Regions from separate parts of the Homo sapiens genome. Here all the other regions are linked to region 3. Evidence: chromatin loops called from intact Hi-C (ENCODE). Cell type or tissue: Caco-2. All regions are shown on one strand. Links, peaks and the distances in the headings refer to the core of each region. The heading gives the core; the rest is flanking DNA.

Region 1 (7,667 bases), core at 1,978-4,477, 93 kb after region 3:
TCATTTTGTACATAGGGCTTTCTTGTGATGGAGAAGTGTGAGAAATAGTCAGGAAACTTGGGTGCCTTCCTCAAACACACCTCTTCTGTAGAACCAGAGAATGGTCATAGGAATGCTGCGAATAATGTCACCACTTTCCCATTCCTCCCCAACTAGTAATGAGAATGTGGAAAACTCAGCTTAAAACTAAAGAAAAATCTTTCAATTTACATTATAGAACATTGAACAACTGCCGCTGCCTCTCCGTTAGCCCTACCTCTGCGAAGACCTTTATATTACACTCGAGGAGTCAGAAATACCATAGGAAGGCGACCCACAGTCAATCACCACATAGCCAGATAGGAAACCTTTTAGCCATGGTTGCATCCAAGCACATGGCAAGCACCGGGCAATGGGCAGCTGCCTCAAACACACCATTCCTGAGAACAGACTCAGCATCAGGTACTTCTGATGCATTATTCTCTCCTGATCTTACAGCAAAGCCCTGGAAGCCTGTGCTCTTCCTGTCGCACCAAAACTGCCTTCTGCCCTCAATCATTTTCCCGTAGCTGTCATGTCCAACTTGACGCAAGCAAATGGCAGGCACCCAGGAACGGGGCTCTTAGGACCACAATGTCCACAGAGGTGATGTCCCAGCCCCATCTCTGAATGACAAGAGTAGCACACCCATTAGCCATGAAATCGTACTAAGACACTTCCACCAAATTAAATTATTTCCAAGGCACCACCCTGCTAGGCCCTGGGGAAATGATGGTGAATGAGGCAAGGCACCAGCCTGAATGAGCTTAATCGAGGGGAGACCAATCCCAGGATAAGGGCTGGGTACAGAATGCTGGGGAATTTTCCTGCAGGAGGTAAGGTAACATACTGAATCTGCAGACAAGTAGGACTGGCTTGGACTAGGAAAAAGGAACTACCTTAGAGTAACAGGAAAGACTTGGTACTTACTGCATAAAGAGGGTGAAGGAAAATGAGTTTAGGTTGATCCAAACCCCCAGTGTGTTTAACTTCATCAGAGGTGACACCCTCACCAAGGTAGGGAATATAGGAGAAAAGATAGGTTTAAGGAAAAAGTAGATGAATTCTGTCTAAGAATTCTCTGTTTAAGATACTTGTGGCCAGTCTCATGGAAAGATCCTGACAAGCAGTTGAAATTTGGGGGCCCCCAACGAGAGGTCTGAGTTAAATATGAGTTCATTGTGGCGGTCATGTGAACAAACCCAGCTGTGAATACCCGCCAGGGAAAAAAAAAAAAGTGTGACAGGAGGACATGGGATCCAATGCTAGATGACACCTGACACCTACATTCAATGGGTGACCAGCAGGAGGAGAACCTTCAACAAACAGTGAAAGGGAACACCCAGGGAAGCAGGAGAAACATCTCGAGCAGGGGACTACCCGAGATGGTAACGCTTCAAGGAGAAGGATCTGGTCAATGTCCAATTCCAAAGGGAGGTCAGATAAGGACTGAAAAACATTCACCATGGCCAACAGGAGATGGCTGGTCCCTTCGGGGGGGTGGGGTGGTCAGTGCCCACACAGTGGTGGAGCTGCCAGCTGCGATGTAAGGAGCTGAGGACGGAATGGGAGATGCAGCAGCCTCAGAACTTTCTCAAGAGGCTTAGCTACAAAGAAAAGAGCTCAGCCTTTCATTACTTTTTCTTAATAGTTTGCAGCTGGGTGCAGTGTCTCACGCCTGTAACCCCAAAACTTTGAGAGGCCAAAGCTGGAGGATTGCTTGAATTCAGAAATTTGAGACATGCCTAGGCAACACAGCAAGACGTCACCTCTCCCAAAACTTTTTAAAATTAGCCGAGGTGGTGGCATGTGTCTGTAGTCCCAGCTACTGGGGAGGCTGAGGCAGGAGGATCACTTGAGTCTGGGAGTTTGAGGCTGCAGTAAGTTATGATTGTGCCACTGGACTCCTGCCTGGACAACAGAGTTAGACTTTGTCTCAAAAAAATCGAGTTTGTAATAAGCAGAAAATATTCCAACTCAGAGCGAATAGTCAGTTCAGCACAGATTTACAATGAACTCTCTCAGGGTAAACCTAAGCCCAGACACAGAGACAGAGAGACACTGGCCACGTAACCATGCATCCACTGCTTAGGCAGCAGTGAGATTACTATGAAGAAGGGAAGCCAAGGACAATTCCTTCGATTACTAAGGAAAGGAAACTAAGACTGATAACAAGTTAGGAATCATCAATAGCATTAATCGAAAAACTTCTCAGAACTGGGAAGAGCCAATTTCCGCTAGCTTTTTTCCTAAATATAAAAACTGGCCAGGCACGGTGGCTCACACCCTGTAACCTCAATGCTATGGGAGGCCACAGTGGGAGGATTGCTCGAGGTCAGGAATTCGAGACCAGATTGGGCAACACAGGAGGCCCCGTCTCTTAAATTTTTTTTTTTAAAATTTTTTAAATGAGCTGGGTGTTGGTGGCATGTGCCTATAATTCCAGCTACTCCCGAGGCTGAGACGGAAGGACCACCTGAGTTGCAGAGTTCAGGGCTGCAGTAAGTTGTGATGGTGCCACTGCACTCCAACCTGGAAGATAGAGATCCTGTGTCTAAAAGAAGAAAATAAATAAATAAATAAATATAAAAACTATTTCTAATGTTTACAGAATGTTTTTTAAGTAGGCAAGAATGCCAAAACCTTTAATTGGATGTGACAAACGGTAAAAGTGAAACTGTATCTTCGTGGTAGTGGGGTTCTGCCAGGTGGCCAATGCTCATTAACCAGGGATACAGGTGGCTCTCTCCCTGGAGTCAGCCATCACATAACTGACGCTGCACCCAGCACAAAACAGCCCCTGTGAGGGGAGGGAGACCTCGAATTTTTCTTTGCTCCCTTTATTTTCTTTCAAAAATCTTTTTCCAGTCCAGATGACTGGTCCTCATAAACAAGAATGTCTCGGTGGCATGTGCAGCATAACACACTAACATCTGCTAACAAGAGCGCGGGTTTTTTTTTTTTTCCATGTTTTGTACTGAGGAAAGGACCACTTTATATTGTCTCTACACAGCTGTGTTTAAGTTAAATGAAAATTCGATAGCAATCATTCTACTCGTCTCTAAAAGATGACAAACCATTCATGGATATCACCTGCTTTCTTTACCAAGAATGAGTCATAAAACTTCTGTGATATGCAAATGTTATTTGCAAAAGAAAAAAAAACTTCACAGTTCCACATACTTTAAAAAACAAACTATGAAAGGTATATGGTCTTAGTCAAAGGTAAGGAATGGTTAACCATTATTCATTCTGAGCAGTAGGTCTCATCAAAGATTAGGTGTATCTCTGGCATGTTGCAGGGATTAACCATTAACCCACTGGCTAACAATCTCCACTACCATGCCCCACCCCCATCCTTTTCAGCCCTCCATGTCTGCAAACCAGAAAGGCAGGAATGCCTCCTGTCTCTAAGGCTACAGATTTGATTAATCCTGCATCCATGCTCTATCAGTAAAGGACATCTCAGAAGTCAAGACACAGCATATATACCTTTTTATAATTAATCCTGAGTCAGTATAGCTCATCCTAGAAGAACACTTTCAAGACATATATAGAACACCTTTTAACAATGAAACTACAAATCAGCTGTCACAGAGTTAAATTTATTCTTCTCTAGGATTTGGGGACAGTAGACATGACCACTGTTTGCACCAAACTGATGTAATCAACTTTCTTTTGTTCCAGTCAATATCAATTACAGGCATATCTCGGAGACATTGTGGGTTTGGCTCCATACCACTGCGATAAAACGAATCTCACAATAAAGCAAGTCACACAAACTTTTTGCTTTCCCAGTGCATATAAAAGTTATGTTTGTTTTACACTATTAGTCTATAAAGTGTGCAAAAGCATCATGTCTAAAAAGCCAATGTTACCTTAATTTTAAAATGCTTTATTGTAGTCCCCACTACTCAGGAGGCTGAGGCGGAAGGATCCATTGAGCCCAGAAGTTCCAGGCTGCAGTGAGCTATGATTGAACCTGTCAATAGTCACAGCACACCAGCCTGCGCAACATAATGAGACTCTATCTCTAAGAAAAAAAAAAATACTGTATTGCTAAAAAAGGCTAAGGATCATCTAAGCCTTCAGCAAGTCCTAATGTTTTTGCTGGTGGAGGGTCTTGCCTTGATGTTGATGGCTGCTGATCAGCATGGTGGCTGCTGGAAGTTGGGTGGCTATGGCCATTTCTTAAAATAAAGACAATGAAGTTTGCCACATCAGTTGACTCTTCCTTTCATGAAAGATTTCTCTGGAGAACCCAATGCTGTTTGACAGCATTTTACCCACAGTAGAGTATCTTTCCAAATTGGAGTCAATCCTCTCACACTCTGCCACTGCTTTATCAACTAAGTATATGTTATATTCTAAATCCTTTCTTGTCGTTTTAACAATGTTCACAGCATCATCACCAGGAGTAGATTCCATCTCAGGAAACCACTTTTTTTGCTCATCCATAAAAAGTAACCCTCATCCTTTCAAGTTTTATCATGAGACCGCAGCAATTCAGTCCCATATTCAGGCTCCACTTCTAATTCTAGTTCTCTTGCTATTTCCACCACCTCTGCAGTTACTTCCTCTGCTAAAGTTTGAACCCCTCAAAATCATTCATGAGACTTGGAATCAATGTCTTCCAAACTCCTGTTATTATTATTTTAACCTCCTCTCGTGAATTGGGAATGTTGTTAATGGCACTGAGAATGGTAAATCCATTCCAGGTTTGCAATTTACTCTGCCCAGATCCATCACAGGAAACACTATCTACGGCAGCTATAGCCTTAAAAAATGTAGTTCTTAAATAATAAGACTTGAAAGTCGAAATTACTCCTTGATCCATGGGTTGCTGAATGGATGCTGTGTTAACAAGCATGAAAGCAACGTTCATCTTCTTATACATCTCCATCAGAACTCTTGGGTGACAAGATGCATTGTCAATGAGCAATAACATTTTGAAAGAAATTTTGTTAGAGCCGTAGGTCTCAACAGTGAGCTTAAAATATTCAGTAAACCATGCTGAAAACAGATGTGCTATCATCCAGGCTTTGTTGTTCCATTTACAGAGCACAGGTAGAGTAGATTTAGCATAATTCTTAAAGACTCTAGGATTTGGGGAATGATCAATGAGCACTTACTTCAACTTAAAGTCATCAGCTGCAATAGCCCCTAAGAAGAAAGTCAGCCTGTCCCTTGAAGTTTTGAAGCCAGGCACTGACTTCTCCCTAGCTATGAAATTTCTAGAAAAGGCTGTTTCATCCACATTGAAAATCTGTTATTTAGTGTAGCCACCTTCATCAGTGATCTTAGCTAGATCTTCTGGATAACTTGCTGCAGCTTCTACATCAGCACTTGCTGCTTAAACTTGCACTTTCATGTTATGGAAACAGCTTCTTTCCTTAAACTTCATCAGTCAACCTCTGCTAGCTCCAGCTTTTCTTCTGCAGCTTCCTCACCTCTCTCAGTCTTCACAGAATTGAAGAGAGTTAGGGCTTAGCTCGGGATTAGGCTTTGGCTTAAGGAAAGTTTGTGGTTGGTTCAATCTATCCAGACCACTCAATTTTTCTCCCTATTAGCAATAAGGCTGTTTTGCTGTTGCTGTTGCACATGTTATCATTCATGTGGTTCACTGGAGTGGCAATTTTTATTTCTTTCAAGAACTTTTCCTTTCAGTCACAACTTAGCAAACTGGCACAAGAGGATTATAAATCATGCTACTATAAAGACACATGCACATGTATGTTTATTGCAGCACTATTCACAATAGCAAAGACTTGGAACCAACCCAAATGTCCATCAATGATAGACTGGATTAAGAAAATGTGGCACATATACACCATGGAATACTATGCAGCCATAAAAAAGGATGAGTTCACGTCCTTTGTAGGGACATGGATGAAGCTGGAAACTATCATTCTGAGCAAACTATTGCAAGGACAGAAAACCAAACACCACATGTTCTCACTCGTAGGTGGGAATTGAACAATGTGAACACTTGGACACAGGGTGGGGAACATCACACACCGGGGCCTTTCAGGTAGCTTTCAGGCTATCTTGGCTTTCAATGTCTCCCTCACTAAATTTAATCATTTCTAGATGTTGCTGAGGTAACTGTAGGGTTCTTAATTGGCCTAATTTCAATATTGTTGTGTCTCAGGGAATAGGGAGGCGGGAGGAGAGGGAGAGATAAGGGAGGGAGTGGCTGGGCCATAGAACAGTCAAAACACACACAACTTTTATCAATTTAGTTTGCCATCTTATGTGGCACAGTTTGTGACACCCCAAAACAACTACAACATTAACATCAAAGATCCCTGATCACAGATCACTTTAACAGATATCAAGATAATGAAAGCGTCTGACATATTGTGAGAAATGCCAAAATGTGACACAGAGACTTGAAGTAAGCACGTGCCGTTGGAAAAACAGACTTGCTCAATGCATGGTTGTCACAAACCTTCCATCTATACAAGAAAACAGCAATACCTGTGAAACGCAATAAAATGGTGTATGCCTGTAATGACATTGCAATGAAATACAAAGATCACTTATTTACTTTTCCTATAGGTCCACTTTAGTTTTTCAATCCTTTCTGAATACACTAAACTCTGCCATTATCAGATGGTTCAGCTTTCTGAATAAAAACTCACACTCAGTTCTACTTCTCCTTCACCTGATTTGCCCTCCCAATCTCACCCCAAAAAGTTTAATCAGCTTCCATAGAGAAGTGCTCTCAGGAGGTAAGGCAATCCCTCTACTTTGGACACATAGCTAGAGACCATCTCCATATGTTTGGACTTGGTCTGGGCAGTTCTATGCCTTGGCTACCACACAGTAGGTCCTCTGTGAATGAATGATCTGTCCTCCAAGATCTGGCTTAAAGCCAGAGGCCAGAGTCCCCAGGTATAGTTATCAATTTGTTTTTTGTTTTGTTTTTTTTTTAAGAGATGAGGTCTTGCTCTGTCACCTAGGCTGAAGTGCAGTGGCACAATCACAACTCACTGCAGCCTCGAACTGCTGGGCTCAAGCAAGTCTCCCACCTCAGCTCCTGAGTATCCGTGACTACAGGCACACATGCCACCAGGCCAAACTAAGTCTTTGGTTTTTTTTTTTTATTTTTAAAACCACATCTCGCTGTGTTGCCCAAGCTGATCTCAAACTCCTGGTGTCAAGTGATCCTCCTGCTTTCCAAGTCACTAGGATTACAAGGCATAAGCCACTGCTAGTTGCTGATTCTTTAACAGCTTCTGAAGTTAGGCTGAATGGATAACCTTTTGCCTCTCTGTGCAAAAAAGCAATCACCTTGAGAAGACTTTCCCGTACTACAAAAGGTACTAATAAAAAATACGTTTTTATAACTCTTCAAAACTCACACTTAAATTGTGTGACTCAATTTAAAAACACAGACTACCAAATTGTAAAATACAAAAGCATCACTAATAAGCACATGAAAGATGCTTAGCAACACTAATCATCAGTAGAAATCAAAGCCACAGTGAGACAATGAGGTATCACCTCACAGGATGGCCCTTATCAAAAAAAAAAAAATAGAAAGAAAAGAAAATAACAAGTGTTGGCGAGGATGTGGGAAAAATTGGAACTCTTGTGCACTGTTGGTGGGAATACAGAATGGTGCAGCTGCTACAGAAAACAGT
Region 2 (7,667 bases), core at 2,735-5,234, 65 kb before region 3:
CTGAAAGTTCTAAGCTCCTAATCAAGTCTTAGTCTTTCTGAAGACCTGCCCCCATCCTGAAGCTATCTAGGGTACCACTAAGAATTGTCTCACTACAGCCGGGCGCGGTGGCTCACGCCTGTAATGCCAGCACTTTGGGAGGCCGAGGCGGGTAGATCACAAGGTCAGGAGATTGAGACCATCCTGGCTAACATGGTGAAACCCCGTCTCTACTAAAAATACAAAAAATTAGCCAGGCTTGGTGGCGGGCACCTGTAGTCCCAGCTACTCGGGAGGCTGAGGCAGGAGAATGGCGTGAACCTGGGAGGCGGAGCTTGCAGTGAGCCGAGATCGCACCACTTCACTCCAGCCTGGGTGACAGAGCGAGACTGTGTCTCAAAAAAAAAAAAAAAATTGTCTCACTAAAACAAAAGAGCCTCCTATCACCCTTGATATGAAATTCCAGAATTTTCTGTGATACCACATGGCCATTGCTTGTTTTGCTATATGTTAATGTCTTTCATAATAACTTCTGAGCTCTGTATATATTGGGGTATTAGCTCCTTGTCATATATTAAAAATATTTTTACTCTAGTTGTCCATTAACTTTATTTTTCATGACCCTTGCTGTACAAAAGCAGATTGTTTTCATCTTTAAGTGAATAAAACTATTACTGGTTTATTGTAAAAAGTAATATTAATTTTTATTTAAATCTTTCATCTAGCTAGAATTTTTTTTTTTTTTTTTTTGAGACTGAGTCTCGCTCTGTCACCCAGGCTGGAGTACAATAGCGCAATCTCGGCTCACTACAACCTCCGCCTCCCGGGTTCAAGCGATTCTCCTGTCTCAGCCTCCTAAGTAGCTGGGATTACAGGCATGCGCCACCACGCCTGGCTAATTTTTGCATTTTTAGTAGAGACAGGGTTTCACCACGTTGGTCTGGCTGGTCCCAAACTCCTGACCTCGTGATCCACCCGCCTCGGCCTCCCGAAGTGCTGGGATTATAGGCGTGAGCCACCACGCCGGGCAGAATTGTTTAATAAGATATACAGGCCAAGCATGGTGGCTCATGTGTGTAATCCCAGCACTTTGGGAGTCCAAGGTGGGCTGATCACTTGAGCCCAGGAGTTCAGGATGAGCCTGTGCAACATGGCAAAACCCCATCTCTATAATAAATACAAAAATTAGCCGGGCGTGGTGGTGCATGCCTGTAGTCCCAGCTACTTGGGAGGCCGAGGTGGGATCACCCGCGCCCAGGAGGCACAGGGTTCAGTAAGCCAAGATCGTGCCACTGCACTCCAGGCTGGGCGACAGAGCGAGACCCAGTCTCAAATAAATAAAAATAATAAAATATCCCATGGTATTCCTTAATAAATTTTAGTTTTCATTTATTGAATTACTTGTTGAATTATTTATTATTTTCCCATGCTGATTTGGAAGGGTACCATTATCATTTCTCTAAGACTTTGGTTTATTTCTGCAGTATTTCATTCTATTGATCTATTCTTGTGCCAGTAAAATACTCTATTGTTGCACTGCAAAACTTTTAGTATATACTAGGGCTAATCCTTCTGGGTTCCCTTGAATTTTTCTGGTGGTGTTGTGATTTTTTTATTGGACTTGCACTAGAGTCAGTGATATACAGAGAACTGGCCTCTTCAGGAGTCTTCCTATTCAAGAATGTGGTAAGTTTATCAATTTGTCTAAGTTTTGCCTCAGAAGGAGTTTTGCTGTGTTTATACAAGTCTCATTTATTCTTTTTGTTAGATGTTTCTTTTCTTTAGCTGAGTTTTTTTTTGCACCCATTATGTTTCTTAACTAGTAAATCTGGTGAGTTTTTCCCATTTATTTTCATTAAATAAAATAAGAGGTAAAATCACATAAAATAGCCATATTTGGTTCTGGTATTGTCATCTTATTGCATATTTGTGTGTGTGCGTTGCTGTTTCTTATACTTATCTTTAGTTTTGTGGGGAATTATTCTGTTTCTCTCTTTTTAAAAATTTTCTTCCCCAGCTCTGCTAACAGTATATTTGGAGACAAATACGTCTACCAGGTTACTGTTTTCTCTCTCAATTATGTAACAAACCTCTACTTTTTCTGTTTATCAACCAAAGAAAAGAAACTGGTTCTATTTGCTCAGCTCACAAAAGAGAAAATGAATTAGTGTATCTGTTCTCCTGCCATTCTACCCGATTTATCTCCATTTTCATTGGCCTATTTTGTCTACTATCATCTTTTTTAACATTATGTAGCCTTTCTTTCAATAATTATAATTGCTTTGTTGCCACAGTCACCATAGAGAATTAAGTGTATGTTTAATGAGATTTGCTTGCCATATCCTCTCACCCCAGAGTGGCTTACAGTATTCTCATTTTTTTGATGTGAAACTAGTTGGGATCTCTGGTAGTTCAACAACTGCTTGTATAGTCATGGGGTTGTCAATGCATTACTGGGAGAAGTTGTTATACTTTTCTGTTACTTACCAAGGATACATAAAGCATCTACCCACATATGAGGGGTTCACCGTGAATGTGCTATGGTGGTTACTGGCTGAAAGTCTGGGACAGGACAGCCACCTTTAAACCTGGACACAAGTTGAGCTGTTATAAAGCTGAAAGGCAAAAGCAAGAATTTAAATTTTCTACAGCAGCCTGGTTGGTGCCTGCCTTTTCCACATCAACAGTTTGGTACCTGAGTAAATGACAGTGAAGGAGGAGTGAGTAGGGGCTTGGAGCTTAACGAGGCTTATTGCTGCATTTGTGAGAAAGACCCATTTCTATGTATTCTTCACTCCACTTGCCTAGTGATCACCCCTTTCAGGTTTCTTCTAACAGTGACAACCTTGGGAATTTCAAACTAAATCTTCAGTATGATAAGGTTATGCAGGACTAAAAACTGGGTAGCAATAAATGGGCTTTAGAAAACAAAGCATGCAGGTTTTCCCAGGCACTTTCAACTAATGCAAACATATACAGTACAGAAAAGAGAAGATGTAACTTTTCTCTGAAAAAAAGGTTTATTGCATATGGAAATCAATAGATATCTTTTACAAAAAAAGGTTAGAATAAAGATCTCACATTTGTAAAGGCACATATGAAACATTTTATAGCAAGCACAAGGGCAGTGAGAACATCAACAAGGTCCAATATCTAAATAAGACTTTATAAAAACAGATAGGAAACAGTGCAAAAAATACTGTCAAAGTCAGTTCTATACACCTCATAACTGTGTATACAACTGGCAAGCATAAGCTTATTTACTGATATAAAATAGCACATAGAATAGCATGCATAGTTTTATTTTAGGCTTTTCATATTATTAAATTGATAGGGAGTCTATACCAAAGTACAGTTGACATGAATAGTGATAAAAATCACTCCCCAGCTTAGGGAATGTCCTATAAACATCTCACCCCTCCCTCTGCTTACAACTACAGTTTGGTAGTAAGGAGACTGGGCTTCCATCTTGCAAGGTGGCAAGCGGCCACCACAGGGGGCGAATGTGCTCTCAGGATCCCAAGTCCCAACCTGGAATGCATTTCTTACGGCAACAACATAAGAGATGGTGATTAAATGTCTGGGTCAGCCCACAAAAGCCAACCAGATCTGGCTATCACAGCCCTCCATTTGGGCTGTGGTGGAGGTCAGTGGGCTTCTATGGGCTGACGCAAGAACCTTAAGAACAAACCGGTTTCTAAGTTGGGGACTTGTCTGTACATCGTTTCAAAATGAAACCTAATAAATGTCATTTGTTTTGAATGATACCAAAATTCACAACATTTTGTGAAACAAAGATCAAGGAAAGCATCAAAATACTGAAGTAGGGAGCACAAGCCTAGTCCAGTGAAACAAACTAGATTAGCTTGTTACTTGATGTAACACAAGTTACATAAGGTTACACATTTATTAGTAATTTGCATATTTAAACCTTTTTTTCCACTGAAGTATCCTCAAGCACATTAATTAGCTATTGAAGGAACAAAGGACATACATAGGAACTCATCTCTGATGAAGAGTAGCTTTATGTCAGAAAGGAGAAGGCTAATGAATTTTTAAGATTCCAAACAGTGGCAAGAAAGTTCAAAGGAAATTGCAGTAAAATTGTACAATGTTCAAGTTGAAAAAAAAAATGGCTCTGAATTACAGCATTCAGTTCTATGCTCAAGGTATGTATTAGCTAACACTGCAGTTGTCAGAGGTGGGAGGCCCCTGAGAAATGCTGAGAATGCCAGGCACCCCAGTTCTGAGAGCCACCCTAGCTAAACTCAAAGCAGCATTCTTGAGATTTTAGCAAAAGGCTCCGCCCCAAGCCACAAAAAGATCCCAATCCAATCTTTTCAGCTTTATCCTCTAAAACCTTTTGTCAGATGAGATAGCATTTGTGTTTCCCAGGAGGAGAAGGTTGGGGAAGAAAATGAAGATAGCTTACATACAGATTTTGGATGACCCGCTAATCTTTCCCCTTCCTAGGTAAGTGAAAACAGATAAAATGTTTCTGGGCAGCCCAAAGGTTTACCACCTGTTTCACTAGAATGGCCAGTCTGTGTAAAGAGGCTATAATGACGAAAGCATTTTCCCTGCAGGGAGAAGCTAGAAACAAATGGGTCTTCCTATACATCAGTCTGCCAAATGCAGCCTCTCTCAATCTATATAAGTTCACCTCGAAATACATATTAAGTACTGCTGTCATCATTGTTTTAAACAGAGCGTCTTTCATTTTTTCTAATAGTGACTGATTCTATCGGCAAGGGAACAAAAGGGTGAGAAAGGGAGCTTCCTGCTTGCTGAGTTTTCTAGCTATTTTCATTCTGGTTATTTTCATCCGCCAGATCTTTTTTTTTTTTTTTTTTTTTTTTTGAGACAAAGTCTCACTCTGTTGCCCAGGCTGGAGTGCAGTGGCATGATCTCGGCTCACTGCAACCTCCACCTCCCGGGTTCAAGCAATTATCCTGCCTCAGCCTCCTGAGTAGCTGGGATTACAGGCATGTGCCACCATGCCTGGCTAATTTTTTTTTTTTTTTTTTTTTTTGTATTTTTAGTAGAGACGGGATTTCACCATGTTGGCCAGGCTGGTCTTGAACGCCTGACCTCAGGTGATCTGCCTGCCTCAGCCTCCCAAAGTGCTGGTTTGATTACAGGTGTGAGCCACCACATCTGGCCATTTGCCAGATCTTATTCTTTGAAACTATACAAGCAATTTTTAAAAAATTAAAATAAGATTTCCTAATTACATATTTCTGAGAGGTTTAAGGCAATGATTCTCTGACGAGGATTAACTCTTACATCTGGGTTGCACTCATAGGGTAGGTAAAGAAAAGAAAAAGTGTACTGTTGAGAGTTGATCCATAAAGCAGATGGGGAAATATGAAAAGGCAGCAGAGGCTGGGTGTAATCCCAGCACTTTGGGAGGCCGAGGGGGGTCATCACGAGGTCAGAGGTTTGAGACCAGTCTGGCCAACATGGCAAAACCCCGTCTCTACTAAAAATATAAAAATTAGCCGGGTGTGGTGGTGCACGCCTATAATCCCAGCTACTTTGGAGGCTGCACTCCAGCCTGCGCAACAGGAGTGAGACACGATCTCAAAAACTAAAAAAAAAAAAAAAAAGAAAAAGAAAAAAAAAAAGGCAGCAGACCCTAAGTGAACAAGGTGCTCATGGAATGAAGAGGGTGACAGCACACAACAGTCCCACCCGTTCCCCTGAACAAGACAAGGAACACCAAAGTCACTGCATGTACATCCCAGTTTTGTGGCCTGAATAGAAACATGACTTGCTCTAAAGGGGAATGTCCTCTGCAGCACCTCTGAGATCACAGGGGAGAAGAATCAAGAAATCCAAGAGCCGGGGCTGCTAACTCTGGGAGCCACATGGGTAAGCAGAATGCTCTGCTAACAAGCAAGGCAAGGAAAGGCTGCCAGCAGCAGGCGAGGGAAGATGGTGCTTTTGATCAGCAAATCCAGGCAAATATGATAAACCACACATCATAATCCATGACATTCATCAAGCTCTACCTCAACAGTGAAGACAGTTTAAAACTATGAGCTAGGGTGAAATAGACTCCAACACTGCTGCAGGCTTTCCCTAGCATGCCACTTGGTGGTTTCCATCACTCTGACATTACAGAAAGGGAGGCAGGGAGTAGGAGAGGCATTCCAGAGTTCAGAAAATTATTTGTGAAACAGAGAACTTTTGGATAGCAACTTCAGGACTGATGCAAAAATCCTTCCTCTCCCTCTTCCCATTTATAGAAACTTTTGAGCAAGTTTATGGCACTTCTGGGAAAGAATGATCCTGATGGCCCAAAGTGTGGCAGAAGGAGCAATGACTTTCCACACAAATGCTTGTCATATTCAGGCTGCCCAGTAGCTCCAGCCCTCCTGCCTTGTAACTCAATGTCCTTGAATTTATTTTTAAAATGGGAAGGCTAAAAACAAAGCTGCAAACGGTAGGAACTGATGCACATCCTCTTCTTTACTGTACCAAACAACAATCATTTTCCAGTCTATGAAATTGATGGATGCCAGACACTCAATGCTAGGCTCATGGACATTTTAATAGAGAATATCTTAGTTTGGCTTTGAGAAAGAAGATGCAGCTATATTAAGCTGAAAAGATAAGAAAGGTAGTCTACTGAATAAAAATACTTACCTATCTGAGTTTCTAACAGAAACACAAAAGCTGAGAGCAGGCTGGATAAAGGCTGAGTGTTGATGGCGCAAGCTGGTGGTCAAGTTTCACAGGGCCCCCTGAATAACACTGACTTCTGGACAACACATTTGAGGTGGCAGAATTTGATGAGATTTCCCCCACATTTCTCCCTGGCACGTTGCTGTTACTTTCAACAGACGCCATCTGTAAGGTCCTTTGCCCCAAAATGTCTTAGAAGCTTAAGTAAAGACAAGAACTATTTTGCTTCCTTGCTCAGCGTTCAAGAGAAGTATCAAATGCAGTTTAACATCTTACAGCTTTATTTCCACCCTATAGGGCCAACTAGTGTGCCAACCATAAGGCTGTAGGCCATTGGAGAATTTGTGTGGTTTCTACAGAAGACCCAAATTTCTCCATTTGGAAACCATGCTGGATGAGCTGTTGCTCTGCTCATGAAAAGAAATCACTAAATAAGAGCATGATGAGTGTCTCAAAACCATTGGCAATATAATAAAACACAGCAGCAGAATAATTGTTGGTAAAACATGGGAATGCTCAATTCCCTAAAAGGGCTACCCTAAGAGCCCAACAGTAATTATGTGGTGCTTCCGGAAATGTCTTACTCTAGGAGCTCCACAGAGTTATTTCTGACACTGAGTAAGAACACAGGTCTGACTCAATCCCATCCCTTGAATCTGTGCTCCCTGGCACACATCCTAGAATGCCCTGTACCCTCCATCCCCCCAACCCCCGCACCTCAAGGGATTGACAGATCTTCCCCAAACGAAAATCAGTAACGAAATAGTTGTCCTTTACCAAAGGGGGCAATCAAGGACCCTCTGAGAATACCAGAATCCATGGATGTTCAAGTCTTTTATATAAAATAGCACAGTATTTGCATATAACCTATGCACATCTCTTGCATACTTTAAATCATCTCTAGATTATTTACAATACCTAACTCAATGCCTACACATCACTTCATTTGTGTGAATTCAATGTAGTATTCAGCATGTGGCAAATTCAACTTTTGCTTT
Region 3 (7,667 bases), core at 2,790-5,289:
GTGGCACAATCTCGGCTCACTGCAACCTCCACCAGGGGTTCAAGCGATTCTCCTGCCTCAGCCTCCTGAGTAGCTGGGACTAGAGGTGTGTGCCACCAAGCCCAGATAATTTTTGTAGTTTTAGTAGAGATGGGGTTTCACCATATTGTCCAGGATGGTCTCCACCTTTTGACCTTGTGATCCGGCCGCCTAGGCCTCCCAAAGTGCTGAGATTATGGGCGTGAGCCACCGCGCCTGGCCACATTTAAGTCTTTAATACATTTTGAATTTACTTTTGTACAAAGGGTGAGATAAGGATCCAAATTCAGTCCTCTGCATGTAGATGGCCAGTTTTCCCAGCACCAATTGCTGAATATACTGCCCTTTCACCAGTGTGTTCTTGGCCCCTCTGTTGAAAAATCTATTGGTTTTAGATGTGTGTGATTTACTTCTGGGTGTTCTATTCTTTTCCATTGGTCATTGTGCCTATTTTTTTGCTAGTCCCATATTGTTTTAATTACTATAGCTTTGATATACAGTTTGAAATAAGGTAGTGTGGTATCTCCTGCTTAGTTCTTTTGCTCAAAATTACTTGGGCTATTTGGGGTCTTTGGTGACTCCAAATGAATTTTAGGATTGTTTTCTATTTCCATGAAGAATGATGTTGGAATTTTGATAGGGATTGCATTAATTTGTAGATTACTTTTGGCAGACATTTTAACAATATTGATTCTTCCAATCCACGAAGATGGGGTATCTTTCCATTTGTGTCATCTTAAATTTCTTTCATCAATGTTTTATAGTTTCCAGCATACAGAATTTTCACCTCCTCAGTTAAATTTACTCCTAGGTATTTTTTTTTAATGCTATTGTAAATGGGATTGTTTTCTGCCAACTCTCACTACTTCTATTAAACATAGTACTGGAAGTCCTAGCCAGAGCAATTAGGCAAGAGAAATAAAAAGCAGCCAAATGGGAAAGGAAGAAGTAAAACTGTGCTTGATGATGACATGATCTTATATGTAGAAAACCCTAAAGATTCCACAAAAAAACTGATAGAACTGAGAAACAAATTTAGTAAAGTTTCAGGTTACAAAATCAGCATAGAAAAATCAGTAGCATTTTTATATACTAATAAGAAACTATCTGAAAAAGAAATTAGGGAAGTGTCTTGAGGCAGAAGAAGGCATTTTTACCTTCTCAGTGTGTTTTATAAAACTTGCCCCTACTTTATAAACCCATCGACTTTTTCCCCAGGGAATATGCATATGTAAAATCCTGAAATTTTCAAAGGAAAGAACTAAATGTCCAAAGAAGGTAGAAAATTAATTAAGAAAAATGAAATTACACTTACCATAGGAAATAGCACATACTCTCTGAGGAAATCTTGAGAATCAAACTGATTATAGTCTCCAAAATCAGCTGAGAAGAAAAGAAGATGGAAGGGCAGTATTTATTATATGAAATTAAAGATGGAATAAAATAGGGCAAACTCATCACTACATTATTCTTCACATTTCATCCTATTTCTCACTATTATTAAATAAAAATAGTGCCAAGATATGTTTGACATAGTTACTTTTATCTAACAATATGGTAAATATCAGCATGTAAGCACCACTACATGAATTTTTAGAAATAATGAAGAAATTTGAAAACAATTCCTAAAGGCCATTTAAAAAATTTTAAACAAACCTATATCTATCTGTTTGTTAAATATGCATCAATTCATATCTTAAGAATATCTGCCAAGAGGACTTTTTAACTCAAGGTTAATCTGGAGAACTGAAGAGCCAAACCCATCTGCATCTTTTCATATATATGCAGCTGGAAATTCCCACTGTAAATCACCCTTGGCAAGCAACCTCAAATATCTTTACACCTTCTAAATAACTTCACATGTTACAAGATGCCAAAAATTCTGTTTTCCCTGTTTTCATGTCACCGTGGTACAGTTTGAGCACATGCAAAATGAAATATATAAAGTCTTGCTTCTTATCTTGCTTGCTCTCCTAAAAACTAAACTTGAATGAAATTTTAATTTCATGTAAAATATTTAGCATCAGATAGAAATGGATCCAGGTATCTTTAAGGTAACAAGAGATATAGGATGAGAGGATACACACACCATGCACCAATGTTGAGAAGTTGCTAGAAGGTAAAAAATAAACGTCAACCTACAAACTCAGCATGTAACAAATTACCAATTAGGTGCAGCATTCAAGAATAGCAAACATCACTCACTCTGCCTATTTCCAAGTTCAATAATTGGTTATCACATTCCACCACAACTTATATTTCTGTTGATGTATCTTTCTAAAAATGCAATAAGCGTTCTCAAAAAAAAGTTATTTGAAAAGGATTAGTTAGAGAAGGTTTCATCAGACTGAACAGCTAGCTTCAAGGACCCAACAAAAAGGGAATCCAGAGTAAGTTCACCAAATTCCTCGAGGATCCTCCAATATCCAGGATGCCCACAATAAGCCTAATGATTGAGTAGTGAGAGGAAAGAGTACATGCAGTAAACAAAGCTTTTTATTTATTTATTTACTTTTTTAGAGACAGGGTCTTGCTTTGTCATCTGGGCTGGGGTGTAGTGAATTGATCATAGCCCACTGCAGCCTCAAACTCCTGGACTCAGGCGATCCTCCCACCTCAGTCTCCTGAGTAGCTGGGACTATAGGTGCACAACACCATACTGGGCTAATTTTTTATTTTTACTTTTTTCGTAGAGACAGAGTCTCGTTTTGTTGCCCAGGGTGGTCTCAAACTCCTGGTTTCAAGTAATCCTCTTGCCTTGGCCTCCCAAAGTGCTGGGATTATAGGCATAAGCCACCACACCCAGCCCAACGAAAGCTTTTTAAAAGAAGAAAGACCCAATTTGACAATGAGGGACATATTGATCTTCTCCATTATTTCAACAATGCTACCTCTGATTTCTCTATCATAACTGGCCATTGTTTCTTCCCCTCCAGTCTTTAAGCAGACAGAGGTGATACATCAGATTTTGCCTGTTTCCATCCACAGAATTACAACAGAAGCTAACTGTATAGAAATTACACTTCTAACAGAAATTGTTAAGTTGTTAATACTTCAGAATGAAAGAGGTCAGGAGAAGGGCTGCCTCTTCAGACACTTAAATCTGAGATGATTCAATTCAGCCCAGTGTTTGGGATGGGAAGTCAGTTCACACCTTCTAAAACAACAGTCCATGCAGGAAGAACCCAGCTGCTGGCTGGCTCACACTTGCAGATAAGCTGGTTTTCAAGAAAATGACTAAAAGGAAAAGTTTCTTTTCAAAAACTATATTACCATCTTCTTGCTTTTTTAAAAAAATGTTTTTAATTTTTACTTTTTGAGACAGAGTCTAGCTTTGTCACCCAGGCTGGAGTGTGGTGGTGTGACCTCAGCTCACTGTAACCTCCACCTCCCACGTTCAAGCGATTCTCGTGCTCCAGCCTCCTGAGTAGCTGGAATTACAGGCGTGTGCCACCATGCTTGGCTAATTCTTGTATTTTTATTAGAGACAAGGTTTTACCATGTTGGCCAGGCTGGTCTCGAACTCCTGACTTCCAGTGATTCACCTGCCTCGACCTCCCAAAGTGCTGGGATTACAGGCATGAGCCACCGCGCTGGCCTATCTTGCTTTCAATATGGCCTATCTTGCTTTCAGTATAACTGAAGGCAGTTAAGCCACCACTCAATAAACCATAATGTATAAAATATACATATAAAGTCCCACACATAACAATTTAGAGAAGGCAAAAAACAGCTATGTAATATAAACCTTTATAGGATGGATTGAAAGATAAATTCAGTCCAATACACATTTGTTGTTTCATGTTACAATCATGGATTTTAAATCTACCTCTTTAATTGCATTAGAATGCATTATACTATAATGTTTAAAGCTATCACACTCAAAGAAGTTGTGATAGTAACACCTTTGCAGCATCAAGCTACAGAATATGACCACATTGTGCCTTGGAATAATTCTGAGAAAATGTTCCACAAACCCTGAAATGTAGCCTTAATTAAAGGCAGAATAAAAGCTGCTATTTCCTCATATAAAACTGTAATTATACAAGCATGAGCAGTTTGCAAACAGCTTTGAGAAATCTACCACCCAGCCACCAAAAATCACTAACTTTGCATTTTTCACGTAAGATAACTTGAAATAAAAAGGGAGCATTACTAAGGGATCATTTAAGTAAATCTAACTTCTCACTCTGAGAGGCCAGCAACACCATGATCAAACAGAAAATGGAATTTCACATGCTGCTCATAACTATGTCTTACCTTGCACAGCTAGGCCGGCTAGCCGAATCACCTGGTCCAATGTACATCGTAATCGCCCTTCAAGCACATCTTTTTTGACTTGCAGGTAATACTGATATCTGTTCATGGGAATAGAGGAACAAACAACCTTAAAAACACATACTTGGAATATATTCCCACAACACAGATGCCTCTAGATGTAAAACCTTGTGTACACAGCAGGACATGCCTGTGATGCTGATAAAGGTCATTTCTATAAAAGATGGAAAGTGACCTCTGCCTGTGTTTATCTTTGTTTGATGTAGCAGGTGCCACATCCTGTTCATTCTGAGCTTGAGAGGATTCTCATCACATCACTTATTTGTAGGCCAGCGGGATAAACCACTGATAAGGACCAGGTCCTCATAACAGAATCCGAGAATGAAAATACTTTTGCACACCTGGAGACCCACGACAACACGACTGCCAAAGCTACACTCAACAGTGTGCGTTCCTGAATGCATTCTAGAAACACATCACCTTTCAAACTCAAAAGTTCGGTAAGGCAGATCACAAACAGGCCAAATAATTTGTAATTCCACTAAAAAATCAAATACAGTTTTCACCTTACACATCTGTGAATCAGAAAAATCTAATCTGATGCAACTTTCGAAACTGAAGTAAATTCTCAAACCAGCAAAGTACAGATGGACAGAATCGTGCCCAAACACATCAAGTCTCAGACTAGACAAGTGCCCTCAGGAGCTAATACAGTGTACTGTTTCCCTACCAATAAAATAGCCCTCTTAGAATTACCTAAAACATTTAGAAAACTTCTCACTCAAGACGTTTATTTCCCAGGACTCCACTTCCTTTGCCCATACTCTCAACACATAGTCACAACGACAACAATCACATTTCTCTAGCATTAATTCCTGGTAAATGCTAACAATCCTTTTGCTCCTGGTAACTGTAACTCTGTATTTTAACTTCACTTTGGCATCTCAATCAAGGGAACCCATAAGTGAACCAAAGCCCAACTTTCCTGGAGAGAGGCAATCGGCGCTGAGAGCTAATTACTGCTGGCTCTACCATGTTGATGTCACAGGCATCATTACACATCAGTCAATCCAATGCCTGTTTGAGGGAAGGAACTGGGCTCCGTGCATGCTCCAGTAGAGTCCTTCTTCTCTCCTCTTGGGTGTACTAAACAGGATAAAGACAGCCATACCACTCTTTGGTGGGAAAAACCTATACTCAAATCAGAAGGGCAAACACTGGGAGTTACTTAAAAATCCTTTTTAGTCAAACCTAATATGGGCTAGAAAAAATCACGAAGCAAAACAAAAAGCAAAATCTCAAGGTAGAAAAGAATGGTAAATTTCACTGATTCCTACTAATTATAAAATGTTTGAATCTCATCTACATGCCATTCATTCCTTCTCATCTTTCTGGAGTGGTTTTGACTTATTTGCTGCTCTCCAAGCCAGAAAGACAAACAGATATTTTAACCCATAGCTATCATTCATGCACTTTCTATGGGTGTAAGTCTGCTAGATGCTGAGTAGTATCTTGGAGAGTGCTAAAACAGTCTCCACCTTACAAGGATGCACATATCTTTTTGATCGCTGTGATCATGTTTTTGTCTAGTGTACTATCTAAGGATTCAGTGATTAAGAACCAAGGAGTAAAACATCTGAAAAGGTGTTAACCTGGCATCATCTGCCAGAGGTAGAGCTTTGTTACCTGTTACCTTGGAGATGAAAATGATCAGCTAAGATTATTTATTAGAGAATACCTTTGGGAGTTGACCAGTAACCAATTAATCTGCCACCAAAACAACAGCTCTAGTTCTTAAAAATCTGCTGCTTCCAACTTTCATCTACAGCTACCATTTGTATAATGTGTCAGCAAGTTCTATTACAGATCCATTCTATCCTAGGAAACAGTGACTCACAATCCACTAGCAAGGAACACCAGGAACATTCCTAATCATGTAGGTTGGGTGTAGGATTTTGCTGGAATATAAAAATAAGGAGCTGAAGCAAGCAGGGCTCTCTCCTGGAAGCCATCCAAACTAGGAGAGAATCTAAACAGCAGCAATGATAGGGTGCTATTACCACGAGATTGTGGGTACTACTGTGTAAGACTGCAGAAACGAGAATGAAATTCAAACCACTTTGAAAATTGTTTGGCTGGTACAATTTTGCACAAAAGGCAGTTTTATAAAATATTATAATTCTATCGAATATGATGACTAAATTTGACAACAGGAGTTGAAATTCTATTTCTAGAATGCCTGCTCTTTGCTTATTTCTCATTAGCGATTCAATTATAACAGTAGTAAAATATAACAGTGAATTCTATTTTGGAAGCATGCAATTTCATGGAAGTATACTCCACCCTGTCATAGCTTTGGGTGGAGGGGAAAAGGAAAAAAAAAAACAACAATTTTCATGCCAGGAAAGTAAGCATTTGCCAACTTTCCAAAGAGATCCTCTTTGAAAATCCAAGCTCACAAGGAAAACTTTTTAATATTTTTCATATTCAAAGACCTGGAAATAGTCCATCTGACTCTTGAGGCCCAATGAATGGTTTTAGGTTAGGATTCTGCTCTGCCTCTAAGAATTGGTGAACATAATTTTGCTTCTCGAATGAAGGTAAAATTTTGTATTTTCAAATTTTTAAATTTTGTTTTTAAAGATTAACTTTTTATTAAATACAGATTTGTCGGGGTGAAATAAAAAAGGCGTCCTAATAATCAGTGTTATCTATTGGGAACTAACATGCTATGACCTAGTCTCTGGGGGCCTCATCTATCTAGAATCTCCTCATCCGATGGTAAGAAAATAAGTGACTTATCCAAGTCACTTCCTCCCATAGGAGTTTGAAAAATCAAGTTTGAAAAAATGCCCTGTTGGGTCAAATCAACAGAGCCTTCAGTACTTTTGACAGAGTATCAAAGGATCCCTTCAAAATTATAGCCCATAACAATATCTTCAACATTTAGAGATGAATTGCTAAGATCTTCATGCTCTCTTTTAAATTCATGTATGAGGAATTTATCTCAGCACGTCTGCAACTGTGTTTTACTTGCAATTCTGTTCATGCTTCTCAGAGTGAGCAGGTCCGTGTGGTGTTCTGAAAGCATGGGCTGTATTACCACAGAACTACAAATAAGGCACCAGGAACTCAGAGGCCGGGTACGTGTTGCTTTTAAAATATTTCACCCACCCCTCCCCACAAGTGAAATCTTCATTCCAAGTCCAGTTCAGCAGACGTGCCCAAAACAGGAGAGAGCCATGTAAAACGGTTAAAGCCTTGGCATCTGATTTTGGTCATACTACCACCCTAGGATGCAACATGCTCAGCGTAAGTCACAGGATGGTGAAGACAGGAGGAGCAGGGCCCTTGCCACGGTTCCAAATGTC

Evidence for each region. Hi-C counts contacts between places; a loop is a spot of excess contacts. Peaks named below come from ENCODE experiments on the same cell type or tissue, not always from the same donor. Only the 100,000 strongest peaks of a DNase experiment are listed, where the experiment ranks them.
Region 1: a loop joins it to region 3, with 5 times the contacts of the local background. A loop is called at or near these places in 4 of 110 quality-filtered maps.
Region 2: a loop joins it to region 3, with 5 times the contacts of the local background. A loop is called at or near these places in 3 of 110 quality-filtered maps.

Annotation. Positions count from the first base shown.
Region 1 is chr1:214,503,940-214,511,606 of GRCh38, forward strand. The region is part of intron 1 of PTPN14 (protein tyrosine phosphatase non-receptor type 14); the gene reads right to left. Among named protein-coding and RNA genes, the nearest start is that of PTPN14, 44 kb to the right of the region's middle. RefSeq lists an enhancer at 1,065-2,042. In Caco-2, for the core only: no CTCF peak of the experiment used is centred there; DNase peaks (open chromatin) are centred at 2,804 and 3,372; H3K4me3 peaks cover 711 bases.
Region 2 is chr1:214,345,720-214,353,386 of GRCh38, forward strand. PTPN14 (protein tyrosine phosphatase non-receptor type 14) reads right to left here. Exons shown (of 19, transcript NM_005401.5): 19 at 2,981-7,667. Among named protein-coding and RNA genes, the nearest start is that of SMYD2, 68 kb to the left of the region's middle. In Caco-2, for the core only: no CTCF peak of the experiment used is centred there; DNase peaks (open chromatin) are centred at 3,494 and 4,222.
Region 3 is chr1:214,410,351-214,418,017 of GRCh38, forward strand. It overlaps PTPN14 (protein tyrosine phosphatase non-receptor type 14), which reads right to left. Exons shown (of 19, transcript NM_005401.5): 4 at 4,279-4,376; 5 at 1,334-1,401. It overlaps LOC124904508 (a long non-coding RNA gene), which reads left to right and starts at 6,808. Exons shown (of 3, transcript XR_007066875.1): 1 at 6,808-6,896; 2 at 7,355-7,667. In Caco-2, for the core only: no CTCF peak of the experiment used is centred there; DNase peaks (open chromatin) are centred at 4,311 and 4,581.